Linked DNA regions of Homo sapiens: region 2 is linked to region 1. Evidence: chromatin loops called from intact Hi-C (ENCODE). Cell type or tissue: OCI-LY7. All regions are shown on one strand. Links, peaks and the distances in the headings refer to the core of each region. The heading gives the core; the rest is flanking DNA.

Region 1 (16,793 bases), core at 5,457-13,456:
CAGGAATTTATCCATTTCTTCTAGATTTTCTAGTTTATTTGCGTAGAGGTGTTTATAGTATTCTCTGATGGCAGTTTATATTTCTGTGGGATTGGTGGTGATATCCCCTTTTTCATTTTTTATTGCATCTATTTGATTCTTCTCTATTTTCCTCTTTATTAGTCTTGCTAGCGTTCTATCAATTTTGTTGATCTTTTCCAAAAACAAGCTCCTGGATTCATTGATTTTTTGAAGGTTTTTTTGTGTCTCCATCTCCTTCAGTTCTGCTCCGATCTTAGTTATTTCTTGCCTTCTGCTAGCTTTTGAATGTGTTTGCTCTTGCTTCTCTAGTTCTTTTAATTGTGAAATTAGGATGTCAATTTTAGATCTTTCTTGCTTTCTCTTGTGGGCATTTAGTGCTATAAATTTCCCTCTACAGGCTGCTTTAAATGTTTCCCAGAGATTCTGGTATGTTGTGTGTTTGTTCTCATTGGTTTCAAAGAACATCTTTATTTCTGCCTTCATTTCATTAGGTACCCAGTAGTCACTCAGGAGCCAGTTGTTCAATTTCCATGTAGTTGAGTGGTTTTGAGTGAGTTTCTTAACACTGAGTTCTAGTTTGATTGCACTGTGATCTGAGAGACAGTTTGTAACAATTTCTGTTCTTTTACATTTGCTGAGGAGACCTTTACTTCCAACTATGTGGTCAATTTTGGAATAAGTGTGATGTGGTGCTGAGAAGAATGTATATTCTGTTGGTTTGGGGCAGATAGTTCTGTAGATGCCGATTAGGTCCACTTGGTGCAGAGCTGAGTTCAATTCCTGGATATCTTTGTTAACTTTCTCTCTTGTTAATCTGTCTAATGTCTACAGTGGGGTGTTAAAGTCTCCCATTATTATTGTGTGGGAGTCTAAGTCTCTTTGTAGGTCTCTAAGGACTTGCTTTATGAATCTGGGTGCTCCTGTATTGGGTGCATATATATTTAGGATAATTAGCTGTTCTTGTTAAATTGACCCCTTTACCATTATGTAATGGCCTTCTTTGTCTCTTTTGATCTTTCTTGGCTTAAAGTCTGTTTTATCCGAGACTAGGATTGCAACCCCTGCCTTTTTTTTGTTTTCCATTTGCTTGGTAGATCTTCCCCCATCCCTTTATTTTGAGCCCATGTGTGTCTCTGTATGTGAGATGGGTCTCCTGAATACAGCACACTGATGGGTCTTGACTCTTTATCCAATTTCCAGTCTGTGTCTTTTAATTGGAGCATTTAGCCCATTTACATTTAAGGTTAATATTGTTATGTGTGAATTTGATCCTGTCATTATGATGTTAGCTGGTTATTTTACTCGTTAGTTGATGCAGTTTCTTCCTAGCATCGATGGTCTTTACAATTTGGCATGTTTTTGCGTGGCTGGTACCAGTTGTTCCTTTCCATGTTTAGTGCTTCCTTCAGGAGCTCATGTAGGGCAGGCCTGGTGGTGACAAAATCTCTCAGCATTTGCTTGTCTATAAAGGATTTTATTTCTCCTTCACTTATGAACCTTAGTTTGGCTGGATATGAAATTCTGGGTTGAAAATTATTTTCTTTAAGAATGTTGAATATTGGCCCCCACTCTCTTCTGGCTTGCAGAGTTTCTGCCAACAGATCAGCTGTTAGTCTGATGGGCTTCCCTTTGTGGGTAACCTGACCTTTCTCTCTGGCTGCCCTTAACATTTTTTCCTTCATTTCAACTTTGGTGAATCTGAAAATTATGTGTCTTGGGGTTGCTCTTCTCAAGGAGTATCTTTGTGGCATTATCTGTATTTCCTGAATGTGAATGTTGGCCTGCCTTGCTAGGTTGGGGAAGTTCTCCTGGATAATATCTTGCAGATTGTTTTCCAACTTGGTTCCACTGTCCCCATCACTTTCAGGTACACCAGTTAGACATAGATTTGGTCTTTTCACATCATCCCATATTTCTTGGAGGCTTCATTCATTTCTTTTTATTCTTTTTTCTCTAAATTTCTCTTCTTGCTTTGTTTCATTCATTGGATCTTCCATCACTGATATCCTTTCTTCCAGTTGATCAAATCAGCTACTGAAGCTTGTGCATTCGTCATGTAGTTCTCGTGCCATGGTTTTCAGCTCCATCAGGTCATTTAAGGGCTTCTCTAAACTGGTTATTCTAGTTAGCCATTCATCTAATCTTTTTTCAAGGATTTTAGCTTCTTTGTGATGGGTTCCAACTTCCTCCTTTAGCTCTGAGAAGTTTGATCATCTGAAGCCTTCTTCTCTCAACTTGTCAAAGTCATTCTCTGTCCAGCTTTGTTCCATTGCTGTTGAGGAGCTGTGTTCCTTTGGAGGGAGAGAGGTGCTCTGAATTTTAGAGTTTCCAGTTTTTCTGCTCTGTTTTTTCCCCATCTTTGTGGTTTTATCTACCTTTGATCTTTGATGATGGTGATGTACAGATGGGGCTTTTATGTGGATGTCCTTTCTTTTGTTAGTTTTCATTCTAACAGTCAGGACCCTCAGCTGCAGGTTGATTGGAGTTTGCTGGAGGTCCACTCCAGACCCTGTTTGCCTGGATATCAGCAGCAGAGGCTGGAGAACAGCAGATATTGCTGAACAGCAAATGTTGCTGCCTGATCGTTCCTCTGGAAGCTTCATCTCAGAGGAATACCCAGCCGTGTGAGGTGTCAGTCTGCCCCTGCTGGGGGGTGCCTCCCAGTTAGGCTACTCGGGGGTCAGAGACCCACTTGAGGAGGCAGTCTGACCATTCTCAGATCTCAAACTCCGTGCTGGGAGAACCACTACTCTCTTCAAAGCTGTCAGACAGGGACATTTAAGTCTGCAGAGGTTTCTGCTGCCTTTTGTTCAGCTATGCCCCGCCCCCAGAGGTGGAGTCTCTAGAGGCAGGCAGGCCTCCTTGAGCTGCGGTGGGCCACACCCAGTTCGAGCTTCCTGGCCACTTTGTTTACCTACCCAAGCCTCAGCAATGGCAGGTGCCTCTCCCCCATCCTTGCTTCAGCCTTGCAGTTCGATCTCAGACTGCTGTGCTAGCAATGAGTGAGGCTCCATGGGCATGGGACCCTCTGAGCCAGGCGCAGGATGTAATCTCCTGGTGTGCCGTTTGCTAAGTATTGGAAAAGCTCAGTATTAGGGCGGGAGTGACCCGATTTTCCAGGTGCCATCTGTCACAGCTTCCCTTGGCTTGAAAAGGGAATTCCCTGACCCCTTGCACTTCCCTGGTGAGGTGATGCCTCACCCTGTTTCGTCTCATGCTTGGTGGGCTACACCCACTGTCCTGCACCCACTGTCTGACAAGCCCCAGTGAGATGAACCGGGTACCACAGTTGGAAACGCAGAAATCACCCTCTTCTGCGTCACTCACGCTGGGAGCTATAGACTGGAGCTGTTCCTCTTCAGCCATCTTGGAACCACCTAACCTCTTAAAAAATCTTATCTGGGCCAGGTGCGGTGGCTCACGCCTGTAATCCCAGCACTTTGGGAGGCCAACACAGGTGGATCACCTGAGGTCAGGAGTTTGAGACCAGCTTATCCAACATAGTGAAACCCCGTCTCTACTAAAAATACAAAAAAAATAGCCACACATGGTAGCAGATGCCTGTAATGTCAGCTACTTGGGAGGCTGAGGCAGGAGACTTGCTTGAACCCAGGAGGTGGAGGTCGCAGTGAGCTGACATCGCACCATTGCACTCCAGCCTGAGTGACAGAGCAAGACTCTGTTTAAAAAAAAAAAGTAGCTATCAATAATTCTATTTATCATTTTACTGGAGGTCATAGGCCAGGGAAAATGGGCAAAAAATATAATAAAAGGTATAACAATTGAAAAAAATCTAATGAAACTTTCATATTTAGAGATATCATTAGAAAATCCAAAAGGATCTATAGATAAAATATTAAATGTAATAAGTTAATTTAACATGGATACTGGTAGCAAGGTCAAAATATTTTTTTATTTATAATATACAGTAGACCCCTCCTTAATTCATGGTTTTGTTTTCCACAGTTTTAGTTACCCATGGTCAATGGCAGTCTGAAAATATTAAATGGGCAATTCCAGAAATAAATAATCTATAAGTTTTCAATTGTGCACCATTCTAAGTAGTATGATGAAATTTCAGGCCAGCCTACTTCATCTGGACAAGGATGCAAATCACCCCTTAATTATCATATCTCCACTGTATATGCTACCCAACCCTTAGTCACTTAGTAGCTGGCTCAGTTATCAGATCAGCTGTCCTGGTCTCCAGTGCTTGTGTTCAAGTAACCCTTATTTTACTTAATAACAGCCCCAAAGCACAGAAGTAGTGATGCTTGTAATTCAAATATGCCAAAGAGAAGCCATTAAGTGCTTCCTTTAAATGAAAAGGTGTTAAGTTTTTGACTTAATAAGGAAAGAAACAAAATATGCTGATGTTGCTATGTTCTACAGTAAAAAGGAATCTTCTTTCCATAAAATTGTGATGGGGAAAAGGGAATTGTACAAATTTTACCATCACACCTCAAATTGCAAAGGTTATGATCAGAGTGTGTGGTAAGTGCTTAGTTAAGATCTTAAAAAGCCATCAAATTTGTGGGTGGAGGACATGAACAGAAAGGGGCTCCAATTGGCAGCAATCAGGTTCAGCACTATTTGTGGTTTTGGGCATCCACCAGAAGTCTTGGAATGTATCCTCTGCAATTCAGAAGGGACTACTCATCGGCTACTTTGTATTCTTTGACCTACATCTCCTCATTTCCTCCCACCACCACCTGCTTCCTGCCCCTGGTAATCACTGTTTTATTCTCTATTTCTGTGTACTCAACTCTTTTAAGATTCCACATATAAGTGAGATTATGCAATCAATATCTGAGAAAACCTGTGTCTTGATGAGCTTATCAGAAGTGTACATGGTCTTTAGGCCCATAGGAGAGTATGAGTTAGAAGCATCAATTAAAGCTTCGATTTAGAAGTGTGCACATGTTGATTTTTTAATTTGAAACAAATATTGGGACTAGGGATAATCTTTCCCTAGAAGACAGGTTTCATATGTCAAGCAACAATGGTACTAATGCAGAGTGGAAATACAAACCATGCCATAGAGCTGGACAAGCATAGTCACAGTGTAGTATGGAAATGTGTGACATTGCTATGTGGACACTGTGGACACTGCCATGTCCATTTCTGTACTTTTGAAACAGAAAGGAAATATGAAATACTGGATATGATATGTGAGAAAGAATGTAACTTGAAAACCTGGTTAATTTCTAGACCTTTCAAACTATCTCAATTGCTCCACTTTTCAGGGAAAAGACAGTGTATAAAGTAAATTTTTCCCTCAAATATGACATTTGAAGAATTACAAAATTTTCATTTTGTCTGGCGATTTTCCTAACTAAATTTAAATTTACAGTCATCTTCTTGCAAATGTTGCCAGAAACAAAACGGAGTCACTAAGGAAAAAAAAAAAAAACTGGCAGAGCTAGGGAAGACTATGCAGAGAGGGTTCTCACACTTGTATACCTAATAAGAACAACTACCACGAAAGACTCTGCAAAAACCACAACCTTGAAAAGGCCATCACAACCTTACATGAAAAATGCCTCAAAGACATCTGCCCTGCCAGCAACTGTCTGTTTAACCTCTGACTGGTGTCACCGTTGTTATTGATATTTGTAGGCAAGGATAATTATTTCAAAACAAATATGTAATTCTCTTAATTTTTTTTCTTTAAAAAATTTGCCTTCCTTTACCTCCCTGAGTATGCACATCGTTTACTATTGCATATATATTCCCATTGCAATGCTCTATTCTCAAATAAATATCTTTTTCTTTTAGAGAGCCTCTTTTTCTGTTTGTTATTTAGGTAGACATTCTGCACATATTTGGCAAAAACTTACACGCTGTTGAAACTGAAACCAAGACCTCTTCCTCTATCTTCCATCTCTCAGGCACAACTCAATTTCTAACTCAGTCTTTGGCAATACTAATATTCCTTTCTGGTAACATAATTTTGACTGGATTACTGTTCTCATGTTTTAGGCCTAACTTGTTTAAAAATTTGATGAGTGGCCGGGCGTGGTGGATCATGCCTGTAATCCTGGCACTTTGGGAGGCTGAGGTGGGCAGATCACAAGGTCAGGAGATCAAGACCATCCTGGCCAACATGGTGAAACACAGTCTCTACTAAAAATACAAACATTAGCTGGGCATAGTGGCACATGCCTACAGTTCCAGCTACTTAGGAGGCTGAGGCAGGAGAATCACTTGAACCCAAGAGGCAGAGGCTGCAGTGAGCCGAGATCATGCCACTGCACTCCAGCCTGGGCAACAGAGCAAGACTCTGTCTCAAGAAAAAAAAAAGTTTGATGAGTGTGGGGCTAGTGTTGTGATAGTCTCCTGTGCCCTGCCAACTCTTTTGGATTATTTTTTAAAATGAGGAACATTTCAGATTTAGTTTGTAGCAATTCAACTTTGGGAGTCTTGCAAGAACTCACTTATTTTAATGGAAAATAGCCCAGGTTGTCTACCAGCTTTTCCTGAGCTCTGTTTTGGGTGTTCTACCCAAAATAAAAAACGTATAAACACAAAAATAGTAATGTTCATGTCTGTGACAGCCAATGTTAAGTCTCTGCTGTTGTCTATGGCTGTTATCCAAAAAGTAGATTCAATTCTGTCATGTATTGGAGTCTGGGAATGTTGTTAAGAGATACATACATTGAAATTTGGAGAGCTGCTCTGTATTTATCAATTAGGCAGTAATAATCTTGGATGAAGGCTAGTCTTATTAATGTTGTGAACCAGTCTTATTAATGTTGTGAACCAGTAGTGTCCCCAGGAATAGAGAACACTACACTACTCACTTTGCATTTTCTTATCCACATAATAGAATTAGTTAGTGATAACCCTCTTTACTCGGAATCGATTGCTGCCACATTTCTGCATGATACATAGATCTCTGCAAATATGTGATTTTTTTCCTAAATGGAGAAAATCCAAAAATTCTTCTTAAAATTTTTCATGGGCATACAAGAAGATAGGAGGTGACATCTTAAAACAAGTATCTCTGAACTTTTTGTATAAAAAAAAGCAACCTCTTTGCTCTATTATTAATACCACATGTGGTGATATGAATGCCCAAATGTAGACAGCAGTTATGAGATATTACAAGAGAAGAAAAAAGCTCTGCCGCTTATGGCAACTTACCCAAAAAGTTATCTTTGACTTAGGCTGGAGGTGCACATAGCATAGCTCCTAGAGTTCTGTTTATGTCATGAATATTTGTTACTCAAAACTCCATAGGCCAAGAGCTCCTGAAGAGAAGGTCACATGCTAGCAGCAATTGTCATTTTTTCCCTCAAATATTGCTATAGTATAATTTTGTTTGAATTATAAACTTCAGTCTTTATTATATTTGATTCTGGCATTTTGGTTTGTAGTGCTATAGTACAGGAAATGTTTTAAATGCTTTGCCTTTATGTAAGTGAATATCGGTACACACACATACACATACACACACAGACACAGACACACACACACACACACTCACAGCCAGTTTAGAATGTGGGGTAAGGAACACCAGACAAAGAGGGCAATATAAGAAAGAGAAGACATTGAAAACATTGGGAAGAGGCAGTAACAGAGTGCCAGAGAAGATAAGGCAGCTGGGAGGGGGAGAAACTAAGTGAGGTGGATAAACTAAAAGCATCCTTCTGGGTTAAAGCAGACTAAAAGCTTAGCAATTGCTTAATATCACCATCTTATCCTATAGATGTGGGAATAAAGGCTAAGGAAGGAGAAATGAAAATGCAGAATCATATGGGGGCTTTTCCAAGGAGGTATGAAGGAAGGTGAGGACAGGGAGAGCGGCTGGAAGTCAGGGGGTAAGAGAAACTCTAAAAATCAGGGCTTGAGGGAAATAAAAGGTGAGGTAAGAGGCTCAGGGCTGTGGGAGGCACATTTTTCTCTGAAAAGCAGTTTGGATGAGGAAGAGATTTGGCAGTTGGAAGAGAGAAGAAGTCACTACAGGGTACTGAGGAAAAGCTTTGCTGAAATTGGAGATCAAATACCAGCTCTGCCAGTAAGAAGTTGCATCTCCCAGTGAAATGCTGCTGCTGCCATTTCAACTGTTAGCTGTTCTCTTTCCTGGTGGTAACAGTGAACATGGTAAGAGTCACTCTGGCAGCTCCCAGCACTGGTGCAGGGGTTTGGATTTTAAAAAGCAAGCAGGGCTTTCCTAGGTGCAATTGGACACTAAGGGTCTGGGTCTTTCTGTCTCCCGCCCTCTTCAACCATTCTGGTGGTTGGGACTAGAACCTGAAGCCTTAAGGCAGTCAAATGTGTCAGACTTCCTGTGTTCTTTAGACTCTAGGTTCTTGTTTTCTAAATCATTTTCATTCCCATTCTTCCTAATTGTCTCCTGCTTCTCTCTTTATCTTCACCATCTTGCTTTTCCACTCTTCACAGCCTTCCAGGGGCCGACCTCCTTTCATGTTATCCAGACCTCGTCCTTTACCAATAGTACCTGGGCACAAACTCAAGGCTCAGGCTGGTTGGATGATTTGCAGATTCATGGCTGGGATAGCGACTCAGGCACTGCCATATTCCTGAAGCCTTGGTCTAAAGGTAACTTTAGTGATAAGGAGGTTGCTGAGTTAGAGGAGATATTCCGAGTCTACATCTTTGGATTCGCTCGAGAAGTACAAGACTTTGCCGGTGATTTCCAGATGAAATGTGAGTCTAGTCCACCGAACTGGGAAGAGTCTCAAGGACTCTCTTTTCTCTCTTTTTTGCAAAGTGTTGCTCTCTCTGATGCTTCTCCCTTCCTTTCTATTTTACCCAAATGCACGCACATGCTTTTCTTGAGTAGTCTCTCACTCCAGCTTCACACCATCACACCTCATATTTCAGATTCTTGCTGCCTCTGCACTCTTCTCTTACTCTCAGACTGTCTTCCACTTTGTAACCAGCTGCTGGTTTGTCTTATGTGAAACTTCTCCTCAAGGGCCCTTACTTCTCCTACCCTGTGCCTGAGTGATCTAACGTGTGGCTTTCTCCCCTAATCCATCTTTTCAATCATCTCCTCCCCGCACCCTCCTCTTGCTGGGAACCTCCACTCACTCTGGAATGCTGCACTCCTGACTGCACCACGCTCTGCCTCACCTCTCCTTTCATACTCACTGTACTCCTTTATCACATACCTTTGTCTTCATGGCATGCACATTTTTCTCAATGCTCTTGTTTCTGAAAATGTCTAAATGTTATCATTAGTTTTTAGCTCATCATCATTTTACACCAAATAACTTTATCCCCACCAAAATCTAAAATCCTAGGTTCTTTTCTCATGCCTTTTTTTCTTATTTGTGTTTAATAACTTGCTCTCTTTTCCCTCTACATAGACCCCTTTGAGATCCAGGGCATAGCAGGCTGTGAGCTACATTCTGGAGGTGCCATAGTAAGCTTCCTGAGGGGAGCTCTAGGAGGATTGGATTTCCTGAGTGTCAAGAATGCTTCATGTGTGCCTTCCCCAGAAGGTGGCAGCAGGGCACAGAAATTCTGTGCACTAATCATACAATATCAAGGTATCATGGAAACTGTGAGAATTCTCCTCTATGAAACCTGCCCCCGATATCTCTTGGGCGTCCTCAATGCAGGAAAAGCAGATCTGCAAAGACAAGGTTAGTCCTGCTGTTATTTCACTTCCCACCACCTCCTCTAAGATCAAGAGTAGGAAGATATCAAAGGATAGGAGCTTAAATAACAAGTTATTTGGTTCCCAAAGGAGTGAATGGGGTCGCTGTCCAAGCTTGTAGGTTTCTGAGTTCATAACCTCTGAACTCGAGTTATAACATGACACTTTTTTTTCTCCTTCCTGCCTTAGTGAAGCCTGAGGCCTGGCTGTCCAGTGGCCCCAGTCCTGGACCTGGCCGTCTGCAGCTTGTGTGCCATGTCTCAGGATTCTACCCAAAGCCCGTGTGGGTGATGTGGATGCGGGGTGAGCAGGAGCAGCAGGGCACTCAGCTAGGGGACATCCTGCCCAATGCTAACTGGACATGGTATCTCCGAGCAACCCTGGATGTGGCAGATGGGGAGGCGGCTGGCCTGTCCTGTCGGGTGAAGCACAGCAGTTTAGAGGGCCAGGACATCATCCTCTACTGGAGTAAGAAATAGCAGGGACCCAGGCTGGAAATGCCAGGAAGTGATCTTCAGGCATAGAGGGAGGCACTGGGGAAGGATAGAGCTTGAGAGATGAAAGAGGGAGAGATTGATTGATTGATTTCCCTGACCCCAATCCCAACAGGAGTAAAAATAGATAATCCAAGTTATCAAAAATGTAGGAATTAAGGACCTGTAAACTGGGTAGAGGGGATCAAAGGATGGATATATGGTGGCCAGGAATATGAGAGAGGAAGTTGGAAATGACCATACATTGGAAGTAGGTGGGCAAAGGAAGGCCAAGGAATTCTGTGTATAGTATCTGAAGTGACATCCTTTTGTCCTCTCTCAATTGCCAGGAAACCCCACCTCCATTGGCTCAATTGTTTTGGCAATAATAGTGCCTTCCTTGCTCCTTTTGCTATGCCTTGCATTATGGTATATGAGGCGCCGGTGAGTTGTGGGTGGTGTTGTTTTTTTTTTTAATATGTCTTTTCTGTTCACCCTTCCACTGTTTTTTACCATTTTATCTATTTAAAAATTGTTTATCCTCAATCCTTTCACCATATCCTTTCCCCAAACTCCCATTCGTTTTATGTGGACTTAAAAAAAATTCTGTTAAAATACACATAACATAAGGTTTACCATCTTTACCATTTTTAAGTGTACAGTTCAGTGGTGTTAAGTGTGTTCACATTGTTGTGCAAGCAATCTTCAAAACTCTTCTGTCTTGCAAGACTGAAACTCTATTCCTATTACGCTGCAAGTTCCCATTTCCCCTCTTCTCCAGGCCCTGGTTAGGACAGCTCTACATTCTGTCTCTATGAATTCTACTATTCTAGGTACCTTATATAAGTGGAATTGTAAATATTTGTCTTTTTGTGACTTATTTCATTTAGCGTAATATCCTCATTGTAGCATATGAAAGGGCTTCCTTCCTTTTTTGAAACTGAACAATATTCCACCATATGCGTATAACACATTTTGTTCATCCATTCGTCTATCTATGGACACTTGGGTTGCTTTCACTTTTAACTATCATGAATAATATTACTATGAGCATGGGTGTACAAACATCTTTTATGTGGAGCTCTTTTGTTCTTCTGTTTTTAACAGGTCATATCAGAATATCCCATGAGCCATCATCATGTCTCCTCTCCCATTCGCAATAAGTACCAAGAAGCCCAAGATATCAGCCCAAAAGTCAATCTTATCATATTTCAAATGATTTTCAAATTTGATGAAATCAGAGTTTTCATGTATTTTAAAATAAATTATTATTTAAACATCAGCAAAAAAGTACTTAAAACTGTAAATTTATTATGAGACTGTACTAACAGTGTGATTCACCCTGATTTTACACACATTAAAATGTTAGAAAAAATGTGTCTCAAAATAAATGAAATATAATACATATGACTTAATGGTGACTCCCTTTGGCTTCCTAATTTAAAACTTTTCTTTTTCTGCTTCTGGTTAAATATCATTTGTCAAAGAAAACCAAATATAATTATGCCAGAATCACTGTATTTGCAGAGATGCAGAGCCTTTTGGATGTAATTTCTTCTCTGTCTCTGCCTGGATGAATTTCTAGCCCTGAAGGCTCAGCTGAGATGTTTCTTCCTCAGGAAGACTTTCCTAGTGCTATAATAAAAGGAACTATGCAGAGATCCACTTTACACTTTACTCACAGCATTGGAGTTATTTTTGTTTTTCCTCCCCTTCTCTTTGTAAGTTCCTTGAGGACAGTGTTCCCTATTTGTAGATCTCTGGCAAGATCTCTTAGCTGCAAATTCATTTTCTCAGTAAAAACTATCTGAGTTGCTGTAACTGCCAAGTTAAGTGTTTTCTTTCAGAGTCATCTACTTTCTTCCATTTTTTTTTCTTTTTAGTTGATATTGTAGATTCTCCTCATCTTGCTAAAATAGTTTCCACTTAGCCAAAAAATATTATGTTTTCTTTATTTCTGTTCCAAACTCCTTTGGAGAAAACCACCCTTGGCTTACTACAGCTATAGTCTAGCTTTTAAAGGGTCATAGTGAGAGGTGAAGCCAGCTGCACTCCCTGGGTTGAGTGGGGACTCCTATAACTTTTCTGTAGCTAGCAAGAGTTTTGTAAAATGCACCAATCAATGCTCTGTAAAAACACACCAATCAGTGCTCTGTAGCTAGCAAGAGGTTTGTAAAATGCACCAATCAGTGCTCTGTAAAATAGACCAATCTGCACTCTGTAAAATGGACCAGCCAGCGCTGGTCCATTAATTAATAATTTTATAGGGGCCAAGCGTGGTGGCTCACGCCTGTAATCCCAGCACTTTGGGAGGCCGAGGCAGGTGGATCACCTGAGGTCAGGAGTTTGAGACCAGGCTGACCAACATGGCAAAAATCTGTCTCTACTAAAAATACAAAAATTAGCCGGGCATGGTGGTGCATGGCTGTAGTCCCAGCTACTTGGAAGGCTGAGGCAGGAGAATCACTTGAACCCAGCAAGTGGAGGTTGCAGTGAGCCAAGATTGTGCCACTGCACTCCAGCCTGGGTGACAGAGCAAGACCCTGTCTCCAAAAATAATAATAATAATAATAATAATTTTATATGTGCAAACATAAAGCAGTATAAAAACTATCCTTTGCTCATTAGACAGTTTTGAAAAAATTATCAACTCATGATTAAAATAAATTTTAGATATTGTATCATTTCATCCTTAACTATTTCAACATGTCTTTCTGTAACATATAGACTTTTTTAACATATAGCCGAAATTACATTATGACATCCCCAAATAAAAGATTTCTTAATATCATTAAATATATAGTTGTTCAGCATTCAAATTTTTTCCAATTGTCTCATGAATTGTTTTTACAGTTTATTCATTAAATTGGAATAAAAATAAGATTCATGCATTAAAATTAGTTGATGTTTCATAAACCGTTTTTAATCTGTAGGATTCTTCTCTCATTTTTATCCTAGAATTTGTTTTTTAAGAAATTTCATCATTCTTCTTGTAAAATCATCCACAGTTTGGATTTTGCTGATTACATAGCTATAATGTCATTTAACATGCCCCTTTGTTCTCTTTATTTACTATATATAAATAGATTTGTGGGCCGGGCATGGTGGCTCACGCCTGTAATCCCAGCACTTTGGGAGGCCGAGGCGGGCGGATCACGAGGTCAGTTGATTGAGACCATCCTGGCTAACACGGTGAAACCCCATCTCTACTAAAACTACAAAAAAAATTAGCCGGGCATGATGGTGGGCACCTGTAGTCCCAGCTACTCAGGGAGGCTGAGGCAGGAGAATGGCATGAACCCGGGAGGCGGAGCTTGCAGTGAGCCGAGATCGCGCCACTGCACTCCAGCTTGGGCAACAGAGCAAGACTCCGTCTCAAGAAAAAATAAAAAATAAATAAATAGATTTGTGATGTGCTCAGATTCAGGTTTTATTATACTATGTATATCTCACAAGAGGCATATAATGCTTAATGGTCTTCATTCATTACTAGATTAATAGGTCTCAACTCTTACACATTTTACATATGTACAAGTTATATTGAAGGTGGCACAACAGTGTGAATGTACTTAATAACACAGAATTGTACACTTAAAAATGGCAAAATGGTAAATCTTATATATGTGTATTTTACCACAATAAAAAAAGATTGAGATCACCAGAAAAGCTTTTCTCTGTGTGATGGAAATTGTGTGTGTGCGTGTGTGTGTGTGTGTGTGTGTGTATAAAATGTATGTCCAGACAGATAGCTAGATATATCTTAGAAGTAAAAACTAATAAACTAATAATTAAAATATTTATAAACTTCTCTACAATTAAACATGGATTACATATCAACAAAAATTACATCTTTATTTTTAAATGTTTTTCAAAAATGTAGTGAGAAGCGTGGCTTTACAGCTGCATCTATTTATTTATTTATTTAGTATTTTGGCAATTCTCTTTAATGTCTGGCTTAATAAGAAAACAGCTACATTTTCATATCTGCTTTGGCATCCAATCTGATGCAATATCATATTCCATGTAGTCTCTGGAGAACAACATAAAATCATGAGAAGAATAGAATTAAAAATTTAACCTGGTAGTATTGTTAGGATTTATTGGGAACTATGGACCCTCAGAAAAGGAGTCAGGGACCTCAAAGTGCCCTGGGTCATATCTTATGAATGAATGGCCTAGGGGTGAAAGAAAAATATATTAAACATTCTTCACTTATTACTTAGAATATTCCTAAAGAGACATTATCTTCAGTAACTATCTTATTACCTTGATGGAATCAAGGTAATAAGATAGTTATTCTTTCTATTTATTTGCCCGTTCTCAAGAGAATGAATGCTTTATATGGCATTCTCCACAAGTGATCAATATTTTTTTGCATAATTGTATACTCATGAATTTCAGCTTATTTGAAATGCTTGTATCTATCATAGTAGTTGTTTTATTGAAGCTCAAATTGTCCTATCTGTGACAATGAGATTCTTTTCAAGTCAATTCTTCCTGAGCTCCATCAATACACCTCTGTCATCAAGACTGTATTACTTCCTGATGTGGCAAAGTTGCTCAAGGTTCTTGCCGAAACTTCTTGCCCTACACTAGAAATTAGCAAGGATCTCTGGTCCTTGTTAGTTGGAAAAAATGTGATACGGAAATTACTGGGTTAATCCTAGTTTCTAGGCCTTCTAAGGGGGAAAACCTAAAAAAAAATTAGCCTGTGGAAATTTTTTTGAGGATAAATATCATCACAAGCTCATATTTACACTTTCACTTCAAATTCAAAACTATGTGTTTAACTCATCAGTCTCACTTCTACTTCTCTTTTCTCCCACACGGAAAATCTTGGTTTCCGATGAATCAATGTAATTATGTATTCATCTAATCCCACTATATATGTTATAGTCAGAATAGAAATACAAACACTATGTCAGAAAGATGGTGGAATAGGAGGTAACCCACTCATATCCCCCAACTCCAAGAATTATCTACTCATCCACAGACAAAAGTCTCTCTGTAGAAGCCTCAGGAATCAGGGAGTAATCTGTGAAAATTCAGTGGAATCAAGGCCCTAGGTAGGCAGCTTTGGGATTGCAGACCAGCACCTGGATAGCAGACCCACCAATGATACTGCAGGTTTCAAACTTGGAGACATCCTTGTTAACAAAAGGCTTGGCTACACTCCAATTTTGTCTTGAGTCTTGAACCAAAAACATCTACCAATGTGTCTAGGAGGAATCATGCACACTAATAACTTGGCAGAAAATCTCTTCTGTCCGTTAAATGTTGGCAGTGAATCTGAAACTTACCCTGTAATTTGGCTCCAGACCCACTCAGCTGTGATCTGAGTTTATTACTGCTCACACAAGGATACCTAGAGAAAGACTTACCCTTATCTCATAGCCAGGCAATCACCCATTTTTCTGAAACTCCTTGGTGGGACCACCAGCCTTTGTCCCAAAGCAGATCCTGAGGGGACCCAGTCTCAGCTCCAGCTCCTCCCACATCTGAGCCAATGAGACAGGCTCCTGGACTTAGGTCCCTGGCCAGCTTCCTCACACAGCTTGGGCACCCTCCTTGGGTCTTCACCACGTCCTTCTACATAAGGGCTCCATGCCAACCTGACAGCCCTCATGAGACTCACAGTGAACCTAGGCTTAGAGTTTCCTCTAGTGCTGAAATGGCTGCAGCAGTCATGCGATCTAACATTAGGTTTGCTTAAATTCTGGAGAGGCCCAGTGAAGAAAAACAGGCACAAACAAAGCCAGACTGTGAAGACTGAAATAAATACCTTTTTTCAGAGCAAATACATCAATGTACATACACAAGCATCAAGAACAACCAGGGAATTTTGACCTCACCAAACAGACAAAACACGATGCCAGTGACAAACCCTAAAGTGATGCAGAAGTATTATCTCTCAAGGAATTCAGAATAGCTTGTTAAGGAAGCTTAGTGAATTTCAGTAAAACACAGAGAAAAGCAGTTCAGAAATTTATCAGAGAAGTTTAACAGGGACTAAAGTAATGAAAAATCTAACAGAAATCCTAGAGCTAAAAGATACAATTAATGAAATAAGAAATGCAATACGAGCATTAACAGCAGAATTAATCAAGCAGAAGAAAAAAAAATCAGTGAAATCTAAGATAGACTATTTGAAATATGGCCAAAGTGGGAAAAAGAATAAAAAAAAAGAAACAAGTGAAGTTCATGGAGTCTATGGGATACTATTGAAAGAGCAAATACTTGGGTCATTGGAGTTCAAGAGGGTACAGAAAAAGACAAGGAAATAGACGGCTTATTCACAGAAATCATAAAAGAAAATTTTACAATCCTGGAAAAAGATGTAAATGCTCAAGTAAAGGAAGGTCAAAGGCCATCAATCATATTCAACACAAATGGAACTACCTCAAGACATACCCTTTGACTCTCGAAATAAAAACAGAGCATTCTAAAAGCAGTAATAGAAAAGAAGCAAATAACATGTAAGGGAATGTTGATATGCCTGGCAGCAGACTTTTCAGCAGAAACCTTGCAGGCCAAAAAGTGTAGGGCAATATATTCAGAATGCTGAAAGAAAAAGAATGCCAACCAAGAATAAAGTAACTGGCAAATATGTCCTTCAGAAATGAAGGAGAGATAAAGGCTCTTCCAGACAAACAAAAGCCAAGTAAATG
Region 2 (13,079 bases), core at 2,083-10,082, 83 kb after region 1:
TTATAAATGAGTCTTTGCCGGACACATTTACATTCCTCTTTTACGCTGCTTGTAACTGTTGAAGGGCTTCTAAATATATGTTTGTGCTTTGTAGATATCATCCATATAAATGTGTCTGGGCTATTTACTATTTTTTGGTTTTCAAAAAAAAAGTATCTGAAGCTAATTTAGGGGGAAAAAATTTTTTTTCTTGAGACAGGGTTTCACTCTGTTACTCAGGCTGGAGTGCAGTGGAATAATCATAGCTCACTGTAACCTCCAACTCCCGGCCTCAAGCAATCCTCCTGTGTCAGCCTCCCAAAGTGCTGGGATTGTTGGCATGAGCCACCAGGCATGGCCTGCAAATAATTTTTTTATTTGTTTTTTGTTTTGTTTTGTTTTGTTTTGTTTTGAGACAGAGTCTCACTCTGTCACCCAGGCTGGAGTTCAGTGGCATGATCTCAGCTCACTGCAACCTCTGCCTCCCAGGTTAAAGCAATTGTCCTGCCTCGGTTTTGCAAGTAACTGGGATTACAGGTATGCACCACCATGCCTGGCTAACTTTGATATTATTAATAGAGATGGGGTTTCACCATGTTGGTCTCAAACTCCTGACCTCAGATGATCCACCTGCCTCAGCCTCCCAAAGTGCTGGGATTACAGATAATTTTTTTAAAGTTAAGATTAGCATGCAAAAAGCTGGAAAGAGCTTCATTTTCATACTTATAATTTTTTGAAGCCAGATTATCAAAATCATAACTTGAATTTATCAAAGAACTGAAATATCAAGGCAACCAGTTAACCCAAAATATAAAGAAAGACAGACTCCTCAAAGGACAGATGGAATGCAAACCCTTGTTTACTTGGGACAGATGCCAGATATTATACAAGCCAGTAAGAATAAGAATTCAGCTAAAATTTTAGACAAATTAGTAAAGGCTAGCATGAGTATATAGAAGCCCTGGGAGTCACAAAAACAGGGAAATTCGCATCAGTCTCTAAGCCTTTTTCTATGAACCTCACCAGGGTCTTCTGAAACATTAGGGTCAGAGATGTAGACCAGATAAATCCTCTCTCATGATGCGGGCCTGAGGTATGAGAACAGCTACTGCATGGGAAGGGTAGTAAGTCCCAACCAGACCCATCTCCTCTATTGCAACATAGAAAAAAAAAAAAACCGTGGCCGGGTGCGGTGGCTCACACCTGTAATCTCAGCACTTTGGGAGGCCAACGTGGGCGGATCACAAGGTCAGGAGTTCGAGACCAACCTGGCCAACATGGTGCAACCCCATCTGTAGTAATAATACAAAAATTAGCCAGTTGTGGTGGTGCACACCTGTAGTCTCAGCTACTTGAACCCGGGAGGCGGAGGTTGCAGTGAGCCGAGATCGCGCCACTGCACTCCAGCCTGGGTGACAGAGCAATATTCCATCTAAAAGAAAAAAAAAAGCCCTAACCTGGTGGGGAAAGGGCAGAAAGCCCTGCTGCCCTCAGGGCATATGTGAAAACCCACTGCAGCTGAGGAGAAGAAAAACAATGGGAAAGAACGAGAAAACATCCTGGTTCCAGACTATTAGAGGTCCCAAACTGCTGGAAGAAAGGCAGGAACACTTACATGACAAAACTTCAAAAAATTCAAAAACAACTGACCTGCCTAAGAATGAGACTGCACCAGAACAAAAGACAGTGCTCTTACTCCTTCTCCCAAGCAGTATCATAAATATCAATTACAAGACGAGTCTGCAGCTAGAAGAATGGAAAGCATGGAGGTAGGTCCTCTAGAGATATTTCACAAAGGAAACACCAAAACCTGAGAGTGGAGACATTAACAAAACCTTCTGGCAAACCAGCCCCACCCTAGGAACAGAGCAATGTAGAGGAACTTGAAGACTATTGCAGCAACAGCAAAACAGCAAACCCAGTTAGCTCCAGACTAGATTGACTCAAACCCTCACACTGCAGTTCACTCTTGAATAACATGGGTTTCAACTGTGTGCATTTACTCACACGTGGATTTTCTTCTGACTCTGCCACCACTAAGACAAGGCAACTCCTCTTCCTCCTCCTCTTCTGCCTACTGTACATGAAGACAATGAAGACGAACATGTGATGATCCACTTAATAAATAGCAGATATATTTTCTCTCCCTTCTGATTTTCTTTAAAATATTTTCTTTTCTCTTGCTTACTTTAAGAATATCATATATAATACATATAACATACAAAATATATGTTCATCAACTGTTTATGTTAGCAGTAAGGCTTCCAGCCAATAGTAGGCTATTCATAGTTAAGATTTGGAAAAGTCAAAAGTTATACATGGATTTTTGACTGCACGGGGCCGTCATCACTCCTAACCCCCATGTTATTCAAGGGTCAGCTGTACAAGTTTAGCAAGCTTATCCTGATTTCTCATGTGGAATGGGTCCTGGGAAAACCTTAGAGATATAGGGACTGTAATCCTTAAAAAGCTCTTTTAAAACTTTATGAGGCTTCTCCCTCATTCAAATGAAATAGAGCTGCAGGGACGGCAGACTTCACGCCAAGGTAACAAAATGAGGGCACTAAAGCTAGCATACACACACAAATGTTTCCCAAGTTAATGCAAAGAGCAGGGAATGAAAAGGTGAGAGAGATAGGAAGAGAGGACCAACATTGGTCTGATCAGGCACAAGACATCCGCATGACTGAGACCAAGGTGGAAGATGGCAGAAATGGTTGGGGAAGACTGAGCTAACCAGAGTTGTAGGATGGAAAGTCTGAAAGAGGCAAAATTTTCCGAAGGTTGTAAAGAGACAAAGTCAGGATCATCCCCCAAATAGTGAGTTAATCGGTGTATTGTATATCCCGGGCTTGCTTCATGGGGCACGCAACCAATGCAGCATCATAGTTGATGCCCTATGATCATCATCCTTAAATTCTTCATAATTTTATCTTAATGTGTGTTTTATAAATGAAGTCAAATGAGCCAAAAAAAACTTGTGTGAGGGCTTCTTTGCTGACATGTGGTCTTGGCTCCCATCACTTCACCTCCCCAGCACTGATTCTCTGCCATCTGCTCCCCAATGTCTGGGGCCACAGGCAATTCTTGCCCTCCTGTCCACCACTACCCTGCCACTGTCTGCCCATACAGCCGTCTGATCTCATCAGCAGAGGTGGCCCCTTCTGCCATCACCTTTCACAATTCCCTTGCTTTTGCCAGGGACACAGGGAGAATAAGATTTGGGGGCATGCATCCCACAGTGTCTGCACAGAGGTTGGCTTTAGCCATCCCCACCCAGGCTGCACCACAGAGTGTTTTGAGACAGATCAGGACGACATGCTTTCCCACCCTTGATCCAAGAATCAAGTGCATCTCCATACAGTGGTTGCAATTTCATGGTGGTCACCCATCTGTGGAGGGTTGGAGTGGCCACTGTGGGAAGGAGAGACTGACTTCCTCTTCCCAGCAAGGGGAACCCAGCAGCCAGTGGGCAGCTTGCATGCGCCGGAGTCATGGAGTGCGGCCCCCAGGCACCTAAGAGCCTCTGTGCTCACACTGTGAGTATCCCTGTGCCCAAGGGGTACAACATTAGCAAATTAAACAAACAAGAATAACAAAACAAAACACCATAACAGGTTGAGACAGAAAGAGAGAGAAACTTCAGAAGGAATGAAAAAGTTTTATATTTTAATACCTTTAAAAGCACTCTTCTCCTGCCTATTTGAATACAGACCTGCTATGTTCTGAATCTTTGTGTCTTCCCAAAATTCATATGTTGAAATTCTAACCCCCAATGTTATGTTATTAGGAAGTGGGGCCTTTGGGAGGTGATTAGATTATGAGATTGGAGCCCTCATGAATGTGATCAGTTCCCTTATAAGAGACCCAAGAGAGACCCCTGACCCCTTCCACCATGTAAGGACACATCCAGAAAGTGTACTCTATGTACCAGAAAGCAGGCCTCCACTAGACACTGAATCTTCCTTGATCTTGGACTTCCCAGCCTCCGAAACTGTGAGAAATAAATTTCTGTTGTTTATAAGCCACCCAGTCTGTGGTATTCTGTTGTAGCAGCCTGAATGGAGAAAGACAGGGCCCCAGATTTCTATTCTGCACAACGCCACAAATTATGTGGCCTACACCGTTGAATATGGGGTCAGAAAAGCAAAGAGGAGTCAGCTTAGGTTTGATAAGGAAAAGAAAGAGAATTAACTAATTGAGAAATGGAGTTCTGGGACCAAAGTTTTATGAGCTGATCAGAAACACCAGGGAAATAAAAGATGCTAAAGAAGGAAGAAGCGGGAGAAGAGGAAGTTGGGCACAGATTGGAAAGAGAAGTGGAGCCAAGCCACAAGTATCTCCACCCCAGCTTTCTGTGGGCAGAGCTGATCTTTATCAGAGACGCAGGCAGCAGCTGGTGAGAGCTGTAGTCCTACTGTGGGTCTGCAATTTTCCCAGCCAACTCCACTCCTGAGTGTTCACTCAGCTATGATGGGTACAGGGCAGGATCTGAAGGAGGGAACAGAAGGGAACAGGGCTTCTTGGGAGCTGGCTGGGGGTGCTGAGAAATTGGGGGTGGGGGCTGAGAAAGAGCAGAATGCTAGGGAAAAATCAAGAGATAAAATAGGTAAGGAAGGTGACCAGAACTGGAGAAAAGGAAAATAATTAAGAGAGAAGGGGATGGCTATCACTAATCACTGATAATTTTGTACTCCCTGGACACAGGAAACCCCAGAGAAGCAAACTAGTGTGAATAACATATACCCTGATTAGAACTCAATCAGACAGGTGTCCCAGCTATCCTAGGCAAGTCCATATTCTTCCCTTTGCCACCAAACCTTTCCCCAGGATCCACTTTCTTGAACCATTGGTGTTCAGGCCAAAAGCATGTTCCTGTTCACTGTAGCAGCACTTACCTGTTGCTCCTCCAAACGCAAACATGGCTCCTAAATTCTTCCTTCCCCATTGAAGCTCTCCTCAGAACCCAGATATGAAAGCTCCCCTCCCCACATGGTCTCATCTCATCTGACTTCCTCCTCTTCACTAACAGAAACCTCAATTTCCTGGCCACAGAAACCACTGCCTCTCATAACCACATGCCTTTTCTGGGCTTCTCATTTTCCCTCTCACTCTGCTTCAAGTTTTTCCTTGCCATTCTGGCTTCTGGAAGGACTCGCTTTATCTGCCTGTGTGCTGCTGGCCTCTCACGCACATCTCTTACAGTAAAAGGAGCTGTAGACTGAGTCAAGATGAACCCCCACATGGGACACCTGTTGGAGGTGTTGAATTGGAGAGATCCTTAACACTTTGGCCTCAGTTTCTTTATCTGTAAAATAACTAGATTGAAAGAACTGAATAGTCTCTAATATCACTATGGCTTATTCTTTGTGTCTTACTGTGCTCCTGTTCCTTCCCATACATGTGTTCTTCCTCCACCTTTCTCTCTCTTCTCTGTCTTCACTGTCATCCTCCCTTAGCCTTTATCTCAGCTCCCAGAGCCTCCTCTTCAATTTCTCATACTTCCTATCCATTCAATCTAACCTCAGTCCCTCCTCCTGGACTCACTTTCCTAACCTGAAGCATTGCCTTGTCACATGACCCTTGGATTTCTGTGCGTAACACATAAAACAGCCAGGGATTCTGCTTCTGGAAAGACAGCACACTACATGACCTGCAAAGACATACTAACACAAAACACCCAGAAATGCAAGATTTTTAAAAATTATTTTTAAATGCATAGCTGCATTTACAATGAAATAAAGAAAGCTCTCTAGGGGGCAAAGAAATGGAAACCCAGAAAGGCAAACAGGATCCACACCTGGACATATTAAGCATTGTCTTGTATAGATCCCTAGGAGTTTGGCTACTGTTAGTCACTTGGATCAGGAAACAAGGCCTTAGGATTTAAAAAAAAAAAAATAGGTAATAAGACTTGCAACTGAGGCTTCTGCTATATCCTCACTTCAGTGATAGAATGGACAAATAGAGTAGAAAAAAAATCCATCCAATTATATGGATTGGATTGTTTTTTGGTTTTTCTCCTTCTGAGAATTGCTAATCACAGGTCTGAGTTTGAAGTTCAAAAGTATCTACTTGCATGAGCCTGAAATTCACAAACTAAGAAATTAATTTTAAAAGTAATTCCATGCTGTGCACAGTGGCTCACACCTATAATCCCAGCATTTTGAGAGGCCTAGGCGGGCGGATCACCTGAGTTCAGGAGTTTCAGACCAGCCTGGCCAACATGGCGAAACTTTGTCACTACTAAAAAGACAAAAATTAGCCAGGCGTGGTTGCGCACAACTGTAATCTCAGCTACTCAGGAGGCCTAGGCACGAGAATCTCTTGGGCCCAGGAGGCGGAGGTTGCTGTGAGCCAAGATCGCGCCTCTGCACTCCAGTCTGGGCGACAGAGCAAGTCTCTGTCTCAAAACAAAACAAAACAAAACAAAACAAATGTAATTCCAGGTGTGCCACCTGGTGGAATTTAAAGCAAAGTTATCTCAAGAGAACCACCCTCAATACAAGCTGCAAAGGATATTTCACAAAAAGCCTTTCCTAAGATGAGGTCACCATCCAAACTTAGCACAGGGAGAAAGATTCCATGATGAAGGAAAGTTGGCAGACAGAATAAATAGTTTCATTTCCCTAAGATATCACATATAGAGGAATTTATATTTTAAAACCTTAAAGTCAAAAGGTTTGAAAAGACATTATCAAAAAATATCAAACATATTTTAAAGCAAATTAAACTTCTAGAAATATAAACGCTAATTACTATAAAAACTCAATGAGTAGATTAAACAACAAAGACAGAAAGCAATTTAAAAAGACTTCTAAATTGGGAGAGCTGAAGAATTTCCTCTAATGCAATATAGAGATAAAGAAGTGTTGAATACGAAAGAAGTTAAGATATATGAAAATTAGTATGAAATCCAATATGAGCCCAATAGGAATTTCATTAAAAGACAAAACACACAATTGGAAGAGGAAATATTTAAAGAAAGCATGGCTGAAAATTTTCCAGAAATAATGAAAGACATGAATGTTTAGATTCAGAAAAGGCAAAAGCACCAAAGCAGAATTAATGAGTTTTTAAAATAATCTTTATTTTTCATAGTGAAGAAAAAAACTTAAAGATGTAGGTAACTCAGAATATAAGACAATAGAAAGCAAAGTTCCTTTTTATTATATTTCAGTTATTATATTTCAGTTATAAACAATCATCTACAAATATCAAATGTTATGCTAAACACTTAGATTACAAAGAGTAGACAGATAAAAGCTCAAACTCTACAGAAAGAAACCTGTAAATCAGTCATAGAGTGTGATAATTCTCTCATGAGAGAAAGTATAGGGAAATGAATGAACCTGATTAAATCTTTCTTCTCCATATTTTCACTGTTTGCAGGGCTTTGCTCACTCTGAGCACAAGACTTTTGTCTGCAATAATCAGGCAGGACCTAGACAGTGAGACCATATATTCGTGAGAATATCTCAAGTGATTTTTTAATTCAGGAATGTATGAAGGTATAAAAAAGGATTAAAACTGCCTGGACATAATGAGCACCACATATGACACCTCATTCAGGTATCAACTTCTCCTAACTCCTCAGTGAGAAGCTGATGAGAATTCTTGGGCAATCAGACAACATCTTTTTAGCCATGCTTAGTAGTTCTCACCAGTTCTAGCAATAACTAAAGGATAACAGGTAACACACTTGGGAGATGCCAGGGGTACTCTTGTATCAGTTGTAATTAATGTTGCTTTTTTGTTTGTCAGGGCCCTTATTATCATACAGAAAGTAGGTGAAGACACGCTTTGCTATGTGATTGCTCAACGTTCTCCTTAAGAGGATTCTTTACAAATATTATGCTAGGAAGACTTTTATTTTCCCAATATGTTCTGAAAATGCTGCGTAAATGTTTACTTATCTTGCAATGCCTGTTATATGCGTGTTTGCTCTCTTGCTTAACGACTAATCCTCTCCTAGACGAAAAATTTGCCAACAGTGGATGTATTCCTTTACAGGACCGTCATTTAAAAAATCACAGACTGGGTATGTTAAACAACAGAAATTGGTTTCTTGTGAGGCCTGCCTCCTTTGCTTGCAGGTGGCCCTCTTCTTGCTCCACCCTCACATGGTCTTCCCTCTGTCTATGAGACTATATCTGGTCTTTATCTCTTTAAAGATTCTGTTTCCAAATGTAGTCACATTCGGAGGAACTGGGAGTTAGGGCTCCAACAATGGAATCATCATGGGACACAATTCAGCCTATAACATGGGACATGCTCCCTTTCCAAATTCTTCTCCATTTTTGGAAGCTAGGCTTGCAAAATTTTTTTTAAAACAGAAGTGTCTTACAGACATCTAGACTTCAAAGGATCTTGCTAAGGCCCATGAAAATAACCTTTAGCTTTCAAAAATGTTTGTAATTCCATACCGTTTTCTTTTTAATAATTGTTGCCATAATATTTATGTTTAACATCTCTGTTTTCTAATATATATAATCAATTCTGATTTTTTTCTTTAAGCCCAAAAGGAATATTATATTTTTCCCCTTTTTCACGATTGCAGAAACAATAACTAAAACCCTTGATACTGCTAGATTACTTATTTAAGCAAAGAATTTGAAGATCTATCGCCTAAAATAATACTACCCTATTACTACAATTATGCAATTTTTTCCTTTTTTTCTGTGTTTTGTTATATAGTAGGTATACATGTTTATGGGGCACATGAGGTATTTTAATACAGGCATACAATGTGTAATAATCACCTGAGAGTAAATGGAGTATCCAATACCTCAAGCATTTATGCTTTCTTTGTGTTACAAACGATCCAGTTATACTCTTTTATTTTTAAATGTGCAATAAATTATTGTTGGCTGTAGTCACCCTGTTGTGCTATCAAATACTAGTTCTTATTCAGTCTATCTATTTTTGTACCCACGTTAGTGGGTACAAAACCATCTCTACTTTCCCCCAACCCCACTACCATTTCCAGCCTCTAGTAACCATCAATCTACTGTCCACCTCCATAAGCTTAATTGTTTTACCTTTTTAGCTCCCAAAATAAGTAAGAACATACAATGTTTGTCTTTTTGTGCCTGGCTAATTTCACTTAACATAATGCCCTCCAGTTCCATCCATGTTGTTGCAAGTGACAAGATCTCATTTGTTATGGCTGAATGGTACTCCATTATGTATATGTACCACATTTTTTTATCCATTCATCTGTTGATGGACACTTAGACTGCTTCCAAATCTTGGCTATTGTGAATAGTGCTACAATAAAAATGGGAGTGCAGATATCTCTTCAATATACTGATTTCCTTTCTTTTGGGTATATACCTAGCAATGAGATTGCTGAATCATATGGTAGTTCTGTTTTTGGTTATTTGAGGAGCCTCCAAACTGTTCTCCATAGTGGTTGTACTAATTTACATTCCCTCCAACAGTGTATGAAGGTCCCCTTTTCTCTACATTCTTGCCAGCATTTGTTATTGCCTGTCTCTTATATAAAAGCCTCTCTAGCTGGGGTAAGATGATATCTTATTGCAGTTTTGATTTGCATTTCTCTGAAGATCAATGATGATGAGAACTTTTTCATATACCTGTTTGCCATGTGTATGCCTTCTTTTGAGAAATGTGTATTCAGATATTTTACCCATTTTTAATGGGATTATTATATTTTTTCCTGTTGAGTAGTTCGAGTTCCTTATATATTCTGGTTATTAATCCCTTGTCAGGTAGATAGTTTGCAAATATTTTCTCTTATTCTCTGGGTTGTCTCTTCACTTTGTTGTTTCTTTGCTTTGCAGCTTTTTAACTTGGCATGATCCCACTTGTCCATTTTTGCTTTGGTTGCCTATGTTTTGGAGGTATTTTTCTCAAGAAATCTTTACCCAGTCCAATGTCCTAGGGAGTTTCCCCAGTGTTTTCCTGTAGTAGTTCCATAGTTTGAGGTCTTACATTTAATTCTTCAATCCATTTTCATTTAATCCATGTGTATGGTGAGAGATACAGGTCTAGTTTCATTATTTTGTATGTGGATATCCAGTTTTCCCAGCACCATTTACTAAAAGGACTGTGCTTTCCTCAATGTATGTTTTTGGTACCTTTGTCAAAAATGCATTCACTGTAGATCTATGAATTTACATCTGGGTTCTCCATTCTGTTCCATTGATCTATGTGTCTGTTTTTAGGCCATTACCATGCTATTTTGTTTACTATAGCTCTGTAGCATAATTTGAAGTCAGGTAATGTGATTCCTCTAGTTTTGTGCTTTTTGCTAAAGATAGCTTTGGCTTTTCTGCATCTTCTATGGTATCATATAAATTTTAGTACTATTTTTTCTATTTCTGTGAAGAATGTCATTGGTATTTTGATAGAGATGGCTTTGAATCTGTAGGTTACTTTGGGTAGTATAGATGTCTTAATGGTATTGATTCTTCCATTCCTGAACACGGAATATCTTCTTTGTGTGTGTGTCTACTTCAATTTCTTCCATCAATATTTTATAGTTTTCATTGTAGAGATCTTTCACTTGTTTGGTTAATTTAATTCCTAGCTATTTTTAGGAATTTTTTAGCTATTGTAAATGAGATCACCTTCTTGGTTTATATTTCCAATTGTTTTCTTTTGGCATATAAAATGCTACTGATTTTTTTATTATTATTATACTTTAAGTTTTAGGGTACATGTGCACAATGTGCAGGTTAGTTACATATGTATACATGTGCCATGCTGGTGTGCTGCACCCATTAACTAGTCATTTAGCATTAGGTATATCTCCTAATGCTATCCCTCCCCCCTCCCCCCACCCCACAACAGTCCCCAGTGTGTGATGTTCCCCTTCCTGTGTCCATGTGTTCTCATTGTTCAATTCCCACCTGTGAGTGAGAACATGCAGTGTTTGGCTTTTTTGTCCTTGAGATAATTTACTGAGAATGATGATTTCCAATTTCATCCATGTCCCTACAAAGGACAAGAACTCATCATTTTTTATGGCTGCATAGTATTCCATGGTGTATATGTGCCACATTTTCTTAATCCAGTCTATCATTGTTGGACATTTGGGTTGGTTCCAAGTCTTTGCTCTTGTGAATAGTGCCGCAATAAACATACGTGTGCATGTGTCTTTATAGCAGCATGATTTATAGTCCTTTGGTTATATACCCAGTAATGGGATGGCTGGGTCAAATGGTATTTCTAGTTCCAGATCCCTGAGGAATCGCCACGCTGACTTCCACTATGGTTGAACTACTTTACAGTCCCACCAACAGTGTAAAAGTGTTCCTATTTCTCCACATCCTCTCCAGCACCTGTTGTTTCCTGACTTTTTAATGATCGCCATTCTAACTGGTGTGAGATGATATCTCATTGTGGTTTGGATTTGCATTTCTCTGATGGCCAGTGATAGTGAGTATTTTCTCATGTGTTTTTTGGCTGCATAAATGTCTTCTTTTGAGAAGTGTCTGCTCATGTCCTTTGCCCACTTTTTGATGGGGTTGTTTGTTTTTTTCTTGTAAATTTGTTTGAGTTCATTGTAGATTCTGGATATTAGCCCTTCGTCAGGTGAGTAGGTTGCGAAAATTTTCTCCCATTTTGTAGGTTGCCTGTTCACTCTGATGGTAGTTTCTTTTGCTGTGCAGAAGTTCTTTAGTTTAATTAGATCCCATTTGTCAATTTTGGCTTTTGTTGCCATTGCTTTTGGTGTTTTAGACATGAAGTCCTTGCCCATGCCTATGTCCTGAATAGTAATGCCTAGGTTTTCTTCTAGGGTTTTTATGGTTTTAGGTCTAATATTTAAGTCTTTAATCCATCTTGAATTGATTTTTGTATAAGGTGTAAGGAAGGCATCCAGTTTCGGCTTTCTACATATGCCTAGCCAGTTTTCCCAGCACCATTTATTAAATAGGGAATCCTTTCCCCATTGCTTGTTTTTCTCAGGTTTGTCAAAGATCAGATAGTTGTAGATATGCAGCATTATTTCTGAGGGCTCTGTTCTGTTCCATTGGTCTATATCTCTGTTTTGGTACCAGTACCATGCTGTTTGGGTTACTGTAGCCTTGTAGTATAGTTTGAAGTCAGGTAGTGTGATGCCTCCAGCTTTGTTCTTTTGGCTTACGATTGACTTGGCGTTGTGGGCTCTTTTTTGGTTCCATATGAACTTTAAAGTAGTTTTTTCCAATTCTGTGAAGAAAGTCATTGGTAGCTTCATGGGGATGGCATTGAATCTGTAAATTACCCTGGGCAGTATGGCCATTTTTACAATATTGATTCTTCCTACCCATGAGCATGGAATGTTCTTCCATTTGTTTGTATCCTCTTTTATTTCCTTGAGCAGTGGTTTGTAGTTCTCCTTGAAGAGGTCCTTCACATCCCTTGTAAGTTGGATTCCTAGGTATTTTATTCTCTTTGAAGCAATTGTGAATGGGAGTTCACTCATGATTTGGCTCTCTGTTTGTCTGTTATTGGTGTATAAGAATGCTTGTGATTTTTGTACATTGATTTTGTATCCTGAGACTTTGCTGAAGTTGCTTATCAGCTTAAGGAGATTTTGGGCTGAGACAATGGGGTTTTCTAGATATACAATCATGTCATCTGCAAACAGGGACAATTTGACTTCCTCTTTTCCTAATTGAATACCGTTTATTTCCTTCTCCTGCCTTATTGCCCTGGCCAGCACTTCCAACACTATGTTGAATAGGAGTGGTGAGAGAGGGCATCCCTGTCTTGTGCCAGTTTTCAAAGGGAATGCTTCCAGTTTTTGCCCATTCAGTATGATATTGGTTGTGGGTTTGTCATAGATAGCTCTTATTATTTTGAAATACGTCCCATCAATACCTAATTTATTGAGAGTTTTTAGCATGAAGGGTTGTTGAATTTTGTCAAAGGCCTTTTCGGCATTATTGAGATAATCATGTGGTTTTTGTCTTTGGTTCTGTTTATATGCTGGATTACATTTATTGATTTGCATATATTGAACCAGACTTCCATCCAGGGATGAAGCCCACTTGATCACGGTGGATAAGCTTTGTGATGTGCTGCTGGATTCGGTTTGCCTGTATTTTATTGACAATTTTTGCATCAATGTTCATCACGGATATTGG

What was found. Hi-C counts contacts between places; a loop is a spot of excess contacts. Peaks named below come from ENCODE experiments on the same cell type or tissue, not always from the same donor. Only the 100,000 strongest peaks of a DNase experiment are listed, where the experiment ranks them.
Region 2: it touches region 1 in a loop (11-fold over the local background); 7 of 110 quality-filtered maps call a loop at or near these places.

The regions. Positions count from the first base shown.
Region 1 is chr1:158,322,697-158,339,489 of GRCh38, reverse strand. CD1B (CD1b molecule) reads left to right here and starts at 7,959. Exons shown (of 6, transcript NM_001764.3): 1 at 7,959-8,127; 2 at 8,428-8,694; 3 at 9,360-9,638; 4 at 9,842-10,120; 5 at 10,476-10,569; 6 at 11,233-11,535. The coding sequence starts at 8,067. The coding sequence ends at 11,254. RefSeq lists a silencer at 2,908-2,957. In OCI-LY7, for the core only: CTCF peaks have their summits at 9,288 and 9,496 (motif pointing right); a DNase peak (open chromatin) is centred at 9,489.
Region 2 is chr1:158,240,210-158,253,288 of GRCh38, reverse strand. It overlaps a transcript of CD1A not described here. Among named protein-coding and RNA genes, the nearest start is that of CD1A, 7.7 kb to the left of the region's middle. In OCI-LY7, for the core only: CTCF peaks have their summits at 6,251 and 6,452 (motif pointing left); DNase peaks (open chromatin) are centred at 4,998 and 6,428; H3K4me3 peaks cover 348 bases.